Linked DNA regions of Homo sapiens: region 2 is linked to region 1. The links are chromatin loops, found by intact Hi-C in ENCODE. Cell type or tissue: B cell. All regions are shown on one strand. Each heading gives the region's core, and the rest is flanking DNA. Links, peaks and the distances in the headings are about the cores only. Region 1 overlaps LOC101927932 (a long non-coding RNA gene). Region 2 overlaps ZNF831 (zinc finger protein 831).

The links. Peaks named below come from ENCODE experiments on the same cell type or tissue, not always from the same donor. Only the 100,000 strongest peaks of a DNase experiment are listed, where the experiment ranks them.
Region 2: a loop joins it to region 1, with 13 times the contacts of the local background. A loop is called at or near these places in 49 of 110 quality-filtered maps.

Annotation. Positions count from the first base shown.
Region 1 is chr20:58,861,778-58,867,156 of GRCh38, forward strand. It overlaps LOC101927932 (a long non-coding RNA gene), which reads right to left. Exons shown (of 5, transcript NR_126334.1): 5 at 1,979-2,361. It also overlaps a transcript of GNAS not described here. Among named protein-coding and RNA genes, the nearest start is that of GNAS, 27 kb to the right of the region's middle. In B cell, for the core only: a CTCF peak has its summit at 2,831 (motif pointing right); a DNase peak (open chromatin) is centred at 2,814.
Region 2 is chr20:59,205,258-59,210,636 of GRCh38, forward strand. ZNF831 (zinc finger protein 831) reads left to right here. Exons shown (of 6, transcript NM_178457.3): 4 at 1,648-1,799. Among named protein-coding and RNA genes, the nearest start is that of ZNF831, 44 kb to the left of the region's middle. In B cell, for the core only: CTCF peaks have their summits at 2,693 (motif pointing left) and 2,893; a DNase peak (open chromatin) is centred at 2,674.

The DNA.
Region 1 (5,379 bases), core at 138-5,137:
TCACTGCAACCTCCGCCTCCCGGGTTCAAGCGATTCTCCTGCCTCAGCCTCCCGAGTAGCTGGGATTACAGGCATGCACTACCACGCCCCACTAATTTTGTATTTTTTGTAGAGACGGGGTTTCACCATGTTGGTCAGGCGGGTCTCGAACTCCTGACCTCAGATGATCTGCCCGCCTCAGCCACCCAAAGTGCTGGGATTACAGGTGTGAGCCATGGCACCTGGCCTTTTTTTCTTAATTCCCCCAAAAAGAGGGCCAGCTACTAGAAGCAGTTACAATTTGAGAAATCTGGAGTCTTTTTTAAAGGGTAACATGTTCAACCCAGTGCTTGGCACATATAAGTACCCCAAAACATGTTTTGGGTTTTTTGGGTTCTTTTTGTTGTTTTTTGTTTTTTGAGACAGGGTCTCACTCTGTCGCCCAAGCTGGAGTACAGTGGCATGATCTCGGCTCACTGCAACCTCTGCCTCCCGGGTTCAAGTGATTCTCCTGTCTCAGCCTCCCCAGTAGCTGGGATTACAGGTGCCTGCCAGCATGCCCAGCTAACTTTTATATTTTTTAGTAGAGATGGGATTTCACCATGTTGGCCAGGCTGGTCTTGAACTCCTGACCTCAGGTGATCTGCCCACCTTGGCCTCCCAAAGTGCTGAGATTACAGGTGTGAGCCACCATACCAAGCCTCGACTTTTAATTTTAGAAATTTATTTTCCTCCTAGATTTTTTTTTTTCTCCCTGCTCCAAGTGAGGTTTTGGGTTTGGTTAGTTTTCTGTTGTTGCTGGGTTTTTTTTTTGTTTGTGTCTTTGTTTTTCTGTTTTTTGCATTTCTCATTAGACTATTAACATGTAAGTTCTAAAAGTGCCAGCCATCTCATTCTGTCTTTCTGTCTCCACCTTTCAGAGTACATTCTTTGTTTACATTTTGTAAATAAAGGTCAACTCAAGCAGTAGACGAATGCCACCTTGCCACATTTATAATTGTGTGAAGTCACTCTCAGGTGAATGATGTGCCAGAGAGAGATGAGGAGATAACTTACTTTTTGACTTGTCCTGTAAAAGTGTCACCTGTCACCCCTGCCTATCCAGCTCCCCCTTCTGTTTTGATTAGCTCCTAACTATAAATCAACTCAATACCGAGGCTGAGCTCAAGGACCTGAGCTTGGATTGTTCTATGGTTATTACACATGAAAAAAAAAAAAAAAAGAAAGAAAGAAAATGTGTTTAGTTTCCTTTCCAACAGCCAGATGGTGAACCAGGCCAGCTCATGGGAATTGAAGATGAAGAGACCTCCAAGAAAGAGGTAGGGAACAACACAACAAAACAATGTTTGACTTTTCATTATGTTGATCGTCACATGCTCTTTGAGCACACACGAGTCACACACCTTTCAAGTTAGAATCAGTGGAGCGCTTTTCTACATGCAACAACTGGGAGCTATGCTATGGGAAGAATGTTAGGCAACTGATCTGTGACAGGGCAATGGAAATTAAGGGAGTGTGCCTCTGTTGTACTTCCTTAGAGTAAAATCCCAAATTGCATTGCAGAGTAATTTGTTAAACCTCAGGAGTATTTAAATTCAGGAGTATTTTGACTTGTGGAGTTCTGCCCACAGAACTGCACATTGGATCTTACTAAATGTTTTTTAATGATTCAATTTGGGGCGAGGAGAGAGGTATAAAGGTAGTATAAATTGTTATCCAATCTCAAATTTATTATGAGTCAGTCAATGTTTCCGACATTGTCACACACACACTGTGTGTGGGACAGAGTAAGTACTTTTAACTTCCTTTAATGAGTTGATAATGGGAAGGAAAAAAATCTCTGTACTACTTTCTAAAGAGTGTCACAGTTGAGCTTTCACAAGCTCAGTGTCACCACTGAGTGAGCATCGATTCTTACAAGGAAATTAAGACTTGGGCTGCAAGAGCCTCGCCTCTCTCTTCTGATTTATCTGGCTCTTGCCTCTCCCCCTCCATCAAAAGACCACACTATCTCTCTCCTCTTTTCCATTTGAACGATTTTGCCATTCATCAAACTGATTGCTAATGTGCAAATTACATGATGGTATTTTTACAGGGAACCTGCATTCAGGTAAGTTTGAAGCTGTGGGATATTTGAGGGGGAAAAAATGAATAATGCTTATCATGATCCACAGAAACTAAAGTCAGGCATTGTAGGACAGTCCAGAACCCAAGAAGGGCCATGGACAGGACCCTTCCAAAGGAAAGAGAATCTCGTGTCCCGTGTGTTAGCGAGTATCCATTCCAGCTCCCCCAGGGCTCTGGGACCCACATATCTGTGCCTCCATTTTTCTAGGGTTGTAGTAGCTGGTGGTCCAGTTGAAAAAAATGAAAACAGGAAACCTGTCAAGAATAGATAGTGTTATTTAGGAAGTATATAGGTACTTACATTACTGAGACCACTTGAACACATCCTTTTAAATAGATACCTTTTTTAAAATCTATGGTTATGTAACATCTGTGTCCGAGGGATTTAAGCAGAAAGCCCTGTGGGTTTCTCTTTTCAAAAGACAGACCTTATTTATAATCAGCCCCTCGATTTTTTTGGGGGGGCCTTCATGGGCTTTTGAAATCTTAGGAAGTGTCCATCCTAATTCCTTATAGCTGCTCTTTCTGTGGCTCTACTAGGGCCTTCAAGATGCTGAATTCACTTATTAATTAAATCATTGACGTCATTCAGGGGGTTCCTTTTGCCCACTGCCCCCCAACATGGGAATTTTTAAATGACTGGCTCTAGAAGGGCCCAAAGATGGTGAAGGTGAATTGATATTTCAGGTGACCACTAGATGGTGAGACAGTATAAGGCAGAAAACAGGTGGCACGTGTCTGTGAAAATGAGAGGGATGGCCAGGGCTGGCAAAGGCAAAGAAGGGTCCCCCTTGACTTTTAATGCCAGCCCCCACCCCAGGACAGACCTTGGATTCAAATAGGCCCCAAAGCTTTAGCCAGACCAGCTTTTTACTTTTACGCTGTGACTTCTCCTAGTTAGCTATATGCCAGGATTTTAGAAGCATTTTGGGGGGCTCAGTCTAACAGAGGGGTCCTCCAAGTGGCTTTATTGACATTTTTTCATGGGGTGGTTGTCCTATGCACTGTGGGATGTGTAGCAGCATCTCTGACCCCTACCTACCAGACACACACACACACACACACACACACACAAACACACACGCACGCACACTCTCTCTCTCTCTCTCTGACAACCAAAACTGTTTCTAGTCATTGCCAAATGTCACCCCTCATTGATAACTACTGCCCTAACATCATCAGTATCAAATTCTGGGGACAGTTCAAGATCATACATACTGTAACTTGCGTATCTTAAAAATATATATATTGGGGCTGGGCGCGGTGGCTCACGCCTGTAATCCTAGCACTTTGGGAGGCCAAGGTGGGCAGATCACCTGAGGTCAAGAGTTCCAGACCAGCCTGGCCACGTGGTGAAACCCCATCTTTACTGAGAATACAAAAAATTAGCCGGGCGTGGTGGCGGGCACCTATAATCCCAGCTACTCAGGAGGCTGAGGCAGGAGAATCGCTTGAACCCGGGAGGCAGAGGTTGCAGTGAGCCAAGATGGCACCATTGCACTCCAGCCTGGGCAACAAGAGCAAAACTCCATCTCAAAAAATATATATATACACATATATTTTATATTATATATATATCATATATAATACAAAATATATATAATATGATATATCATATAATATATACATATATAATATATATCATCTATAATATAAAATACTTTTTTTTTTCCAGAGAAAAGTTTGTCCACTGCAGTTACTTTTTTTTTTGAGATGGAGTTTCACTCTTGTCGCCCAGGCTGGAGTGCAATGGCATGATCTCAGATGACTGCAACCTCTGCCTCCTGAGTTCAAGTGACTCTCCTGTCTCAGCCTCCTAGTAGCTGGGATTACAGGCATGAGCCACCGTGTCCAACCCTGCAGAAGTAATTTCTAGAAATCTCAGAGAAGAAAGTGACCCAGATGACCCTAACTAGAATAGAAAAGGAAATTATTTCAGGGAAGTAAATAGTGAGCTGACTTTGATTAACCAAGTCAGTCCCATAGCTAGGCTAAATCAATGCTTAAATAGCCTTTACCCTTAAATGATCACATCTTCCACTTAGGGTTTCTTAAGGATGCCTTTTCCTGTAGCAGGCTAGGAATTCTCTCTCTGACTGGTGCACACTCAATTAATTCACTCTGCATTGTAGAGAAGGATGCCAAGACACGAAGGACCCATCTGTCAGATGGCTGCTGACAACGTATCAGCTCTAGGGTGGCAGGAGCCCCACTTTATATGTGTTCCCCAAAACAACAGCAGAGCCTTTAACTGATAATGTGTACACACCAGCAAGCAGTGTGTGGGCCCCAGTTGCTGGGTCTCCCTAGTCTCAGGCCCATAGAGAACCAGCCTACTGCATGGAGGTGACCTATAAACTTTCAGCAACTGATCTTTCAAGACAGACAGTTAGATTGCAGGAGAGAGGGGCAGTGGAAGGAACGGCTCTGAATGACTGGACTGAGAAAGAGCATAAGATCTCTCAGGAATAATACATAGCTAAGCCAATAGAAGTAACAATCCAAGGACATTTCCTGGTCAAGAGTCTTGCGCTTGGTCTCTGATAAAGTGGACACCCCCTTCTCCATCCTAGGGCAGACTCTGTAACCATTATTTCTTGGAATAATCATAATAGGACTAAATTGTGATCTTAATTTTAAACAGTGGTCTAAGCCCCTAATTTGCATCTGACCAGCCTCTCTCAAGTAACCATTATGGAAGGGGACTTTATAACTTCTTTGTTATATTTTGACATAACACATTTACATTTTTGCCCCCATTTGGTCTTTCTATAGAGTTTTCAGATTGTAACATCTGAATTCATCTCATCAAGTTTTCAAATTGAAACATCTGATTGTAACAACTGAAACAGATTCATTAGGGATCTAATTTTTTCAAACAAAGGAGATTTTTTTCTTTTTTTTTTTTCCCTAGGGAGTTTCAAATTTATGACCTCTGACTTCATTGCAAAGGCCAGAAAAATAAATAAATAGATAGACAATGACCACTCTCCACTCCAGACATGCAGGTGTATTTCAACACTTTAGCTTTTACTATCAGGATTTCTTTAGGGGAAGGTGTAGAAATATATTGGTAGTTTGATAAATTATATATCAGACATGTAAAATTTAAAGTATCATTTGAAATCAAAACTTGTCTGAAGACTAGCTTTTTATGTCACAAGTTCAGCTAAGCAAAGTGTCCCCTAACTATAAAACCTCCTTACTGCAGAATCCTAGAAATTACCAAAGGCAAGCTTCTTGAATGTTGATTTTGAAATTTTGCCTGCGAAA
Region 2 (5,379 bases), core at 279-5,278, 340 kb after region 1:
AATCTCTCTCCACCCAGGCCCTGCAGGATTTGGTTCAGGGGTTTGTCGCTCCCCACCCTGGCTCAGATAGCTCTTTCAGGAACCTGTGTTCTTGACAACTGCTTCAAAGAACAAACCAGCCACCACTGCCTCCCCCACCAAACTAACCTCCCCTCCCCCCAGCCGGGGAATGACAGCTCCTGCCCCAGACAGGGGAGGCAATCATGCCCAGTTGAGGGGAGCTTCTCCCAAACACAGAGGCCGGAAAAGATGAACAAAATGTCACTTTCTCATTGTTGCTGCCAGGAAAAACCAGTGCCCAAGAGGATACTGCATTCTGTAGATCTTATTTAAAATTTTGTGAGCGGCCCTGGTGATTAGGGGACTGCGGCTGGATCTTGGCGGTGGCTCAGATAAATGAGAAAGGAAAATAGCCGGTTCTGAGGAGCACTGTGGAGTAGAAATATTGTAAACTGAGGCTTGTAAAGGGAAGGGATTACTTGTGGCTTGACCAGGCAGTTAGAAGCAGTGCAAAGATCTTCTAAAAGAGCTTAAGGCATATTGCAGGCCTGGCTCTTCGTCTCATTCTTTTGCCTATATAATGGGGGTGCTATACTAGGTTGATGGCCTGTTTGTGGTTGCACATTCCTATTAGTAAAATAATTTGTAGCCTGCACCTATTAAATGTGTATTTGTTCATTTACAAATTATACATATATTCTGCTCTATGACATGAAACAATAGAAACAAGAAAGGACATGAAACAATAGAAATAAGAAAGACTAGATGAAAATAAATGTAAATAGAAGCTCTAGTGTTTTTCTTTCTCTACTGTCATCATGCCTTCCCTCTGAGATGTAAATACTTCGTGTTGAAGACAAATAAATCAGATGATCTGGTAGGGCTCCTCCAGATGGAAGGTCTATGAAGAATGTTGTCCAATATGGTGGTCACAAATAAGAAAGACTAGATGAAAATAAATATAAATAGAAGCTCTAGTGTTTTTCTTTCTCTACCCTCATCACATCCCTCTGAGATGTGAATACTTTGTTTTGAAGACAAATACATCTTATTTGAAGAAAATTTATTTGAAGACAAATAAATCAGATGATCCAGTAGGGCTCCTCCAGATGGAAGGTCTATGAAGAATGCTGTCCAGTACAGTGGTCACTAGCCACACGTGGCTATTTAAATTCATTAAAGTGAAATACAATTTAAGACTCAGTTTCTCAGACACACTAACTACATTTCAAATGCACAATAGCTACATGGGCCTAATGGCTGCTGTATTTGTCAATGCAGATTACAGAACATTTCCATCATTGAAGAATAAACTGTTGGACAGTCTGTGAAGCAAGTAGTCAAGACCACGTAGCTTAAAACCTAATTGCAGCAACTATCCTTGACTAAGCCCTTGCTATGACTAAGCATCCTGGGAAGCATTTTGTGACCACCTCATTTAGTTCCTACAACAACCTCTGAAGCTAGGCGCATTATCCTGGGGAGGTGGGGGATGAGGTATGGAGGGATCAGGAGTTGCTCAGAGCTGACCAGCTAGTTAGAGGTTGAGCCCCGTGTTCTCCTGGGCACCCCACAGTGACTTTCCAGATTTTTCCAGGCATGTGCTCTCCAGGCTGGTTACTGCAAGCATGCTTCTCTCTTCTACAGGTACAAAGGGAATTTCTTGCAGAGCTGTGTTCAGCTGAGAGCCAGTAGACTTCGCACACCAACCTGGGTGCGAAGAAGAAGCCGCCACCCTCCCGCACTTGAGGGACTGAAGCCATGCAGGACCCCTGGGCAGACCTCTTCAGAAATAGCAGGTAATGCTCTCTTTGGAGGTGCATCCAGACTGGGCACTCGAAGGCACCCGCCCAAGGCATAGACACTGGGGATTTGGGATGGGCAGGAGTCAGCCCCAAGTGCCACAGGGGTCAGGCCCAAAAGGGAGAGTAACAGAGGCATGACGTCTATGAGACAATCAAAGTGACCCTAAACTAGTGGGGAGGGCATGTGGTAGAAGACGGAGAATTCAATATTGAGAAGTCACCAATATCCTTGAGTACTGGCCACCTGTGCCAAGCTCTGAACCAGGTGCAGGTTCCCTCCAGGACCCAGGAGAACATGAATCACAGCTCTTGGTGCCTCTAGTTTCACTATTTCTAAAAAGAAAGCTCACTCAGTTCTCTCTGCAGGGTCATTGTAAAGCTAAAGTGGGTCTGTGGATGGGCTTAAGAGCCCATGTGAAATAGAAAGATGAGTAGTTATGTGAGGCTGCAGGGTACATTGCTTACATGTGAAGTGGTAAGAGGCACACTCTTCACCATGCTTGGAAATAAATAAAAGGCGAACTAAGTGGGGCTGCTTCCTGGAAAAATGGCTATTTTAAGCTGCAATCACTGGGCAACCGGGGCAAATGGCTCAACTTCTCTGGATCTCAATTTCCTCTTCCTTTCTCCCCTCTCCCCAGCATTAAGGAGCTCAGCCTTAGCCTTGCTTGATTGTTGATTGGGAAAAATGAATACCCTGTGGGAAATGCTGCAGGGTCCCATCTGGCCAGCAGTGCCTGAATTACCATCCTTCTGTGGTTCATTGTTGTCTGTTTGGCTCAAGAGCTAACCCTTGGCTCTGTCTCATGCCTGAGGTCTTTGGCCCTGGGGGATCCTTTGCTGGGGCAACTCTGCCTCCACCTTTGTGTAGCTCCAGTGCCCCCTACAGGCAGATGGCACTTGAGTGCTCTCCCCACACCTCTGCTCCCCAACCCCCAGAGCCTTCCAGGGTAGGCAAGGACATGGAGTAGTCTTGTTTCCCAGAGAGAATTTAAATCCAGGCAAGAATTCATCTTACAGTTGGGGCCAGTTGTTGAAGAAGAAAGGTTGTTTTTGTTAAGGAAGGTCAAGGGTCAAGCCCCATGTGGGAGAGGCTGGGATGCAGGGGGTTGGGTAGGTGGAAATTCCATCAAGAAGCTGGCTCTGAGCTCTCTTCCTCATCTGTGGCTCTCAACCTCACCTCCATCTCCCTCCTCTGTATCCAGCGAAATTGCCCATTGGGCTGTGCTTGATACTGCCACGCCCCATGGAGGGCATCTCAGGGCTAAATGCTGGTCTGTACCACCAGGACAAGAGGATGTCTCCCCCATGCAAAGGCCAGGGGACCATGCAACTCTCTGCTTTCTCGTTGGGCCGTCCTGTGACAGGCACAGGTGCCATCGATATCACCTCTGTGCTCTCCAGGTGCCCTGTGGATGCCCCTCGTCTCTCCTTAAGAGTTTTCCAATGTATAACCCACAGCTGGGAATCCAGGTCCAGCCCAGCACCCTCTGAAGTGCCAACTCAGGGTACCTGGGAATTGTGCACAGAATTGTGTGTGTGTGGGTGACTTCCAGAGGCATGGGAACTCCAAGTACGAAGTGAGCCTCGGGGGTCATGGTACTTGCTGGCTGACTCCTCGTTCCCTGTTCCCATGGACTCTTCCCTCACTTTTGCCCCCATCAGCTCCAGTTCTTGAATTTTCCTTTATGGGGTAGAGCTTGGATGGAACCCCTGCTGAGACGCTGGCAGAGAGCTGGTAGCCCCCGCTACCTGGGAGGTTCTGATGGTCACTGGTGGAATCCAACAGAATCAGCCAGAGCTCTGCCAGTTGCCCCCATGGAGGAGCTTACCACCAGCTCTCTTCCCAGCACCTTAAGGACAGCCAAATGGAGCTGCTCCTGGAACTCCCCGTCAGCCTCCCTGCTTAGCTCCCCAGGCACTGGACTCGGCACTGTGACAGGGAGGGGAACTAAGGTGACCCCTGGTCTCGATAAATGTGGTACAGGACAAAGACAGACAGACTGACCCACTGTCCACCCCTTAGCTCAGATGCCACCGGGAACGACATTGGCAGATCTGTTTGCTTCCCCGGGACATCTCGTGTCTGTCTGTCTAGGATGTCGACGGTCTGTCAGTGTGAGATTCAAGGTGCAGCAATGCCTTGCAGACTCCAGCATGGATGACCAAGTATCATCATATGCTCAGCATTATAAACACATGTGCATGACAGTTAGCACATACTGAGTGCCCATGAGTGTGCATGTGGGTAATGAGTGTTTTCTTGTTGTTCAGCAGAGGACGAGGTCATCTCATTAGTGTTGGGGGAGGAAGACAAAAAGGAGGCTCTTTCTGGAAAGATGGGGGTTCTTTTGGAAATCTGGATGTAGGGAGAACAGACAGAGACTTTCTGGACTGGGGATTGAGTGGATAAAGTCTCAGGGTCAAGAAGAGGGAACATGGGGAGTTCAGATAGAGTGTAGGTGGGCTGGGCACATGCTGGGCCCCCAGAAGATGTGGGACAGCCATTGATGACAGTGTCTCCACTTGGGTGTCACCTGTATCAGTTTCCTAGGGTTGTTGTAAGAAATTGCCACAAAGGTGGTGGCTTTGAACAGTAAAACTGGATTCTCTCCCAGTTTTGGAGGCCAAGAGAGGCTGATGCTCCCTCTGGACTTTCTAGGGGTGATCCTTCCTGGCCTCTTTTGGCTTCTGGGGCCTCCAGCTATTTCCTGCTATTTCCTTGGTTTGTTGCCTCATCTACGTCTTGTGGCCTCTGCCTACATCTTCATGTGGACTTCTCCCTGTGTCACTGTGGGTCATATCTTCTTCTGTCTTTCTCTTATAAAGACACTTGTCTTTGGATTTAGGAGCCTCACTAAACGTGGGCTTATCTCATTTCAAGATCCTTAATTTGATTACTGCTTCTGAGACCCTTTTTCTAACTCAGGTCATACCCATCCACAGGTTCCATGGACTAGGACCTCAGGGCCACTATTCAACCATCCTTACAGGTTTTATCCTATCTGTGAACCAACAGAAGTGGCCTTAAAATGTGTTTGTAAACAAAAAAGGCAGGGACACACACGGACACTCAGTGCACAATAATGCACATCATCTGGGCTCTCATTGTTTGTAAATCATTTTTGCAGGAAAGTTCTATTATAAACCTAATACAATTAAAACAGAATTGCCCCGGCCACTGCCAGCAGGACATGCTCCACACTTGGGGGAACAGTTGTCCAAGTGACCACGGGTAGCCTCGATGCTGATAGCTATGGGGCCCACTGGCTTCCCTTCAGGAAGAAAGCCCAGTGGCCGGCGGGATGGGGCTCCGCGGAGCCGCCATATGTGAGGATTGTGTTTGTTGGAGCTGAAATCCGTCTGTGGCCTGACTTGTCTGGCTCACACGCTGGCCCTGAGCATGAGGCTGTGTCAGCTGCAGCAGGGACACCTGCTCCTCTCTCCCCCTCCACAGGGGACACAGTTCCCAACGTGTTCCATGGAAGTTGGCACCCCTGCCTCATCTGCAGCTTATCCTGCATGCTCATGGTGACCCTGGGGGCCTCAGTGAGCAGAGAGCCCAGAATGAAAA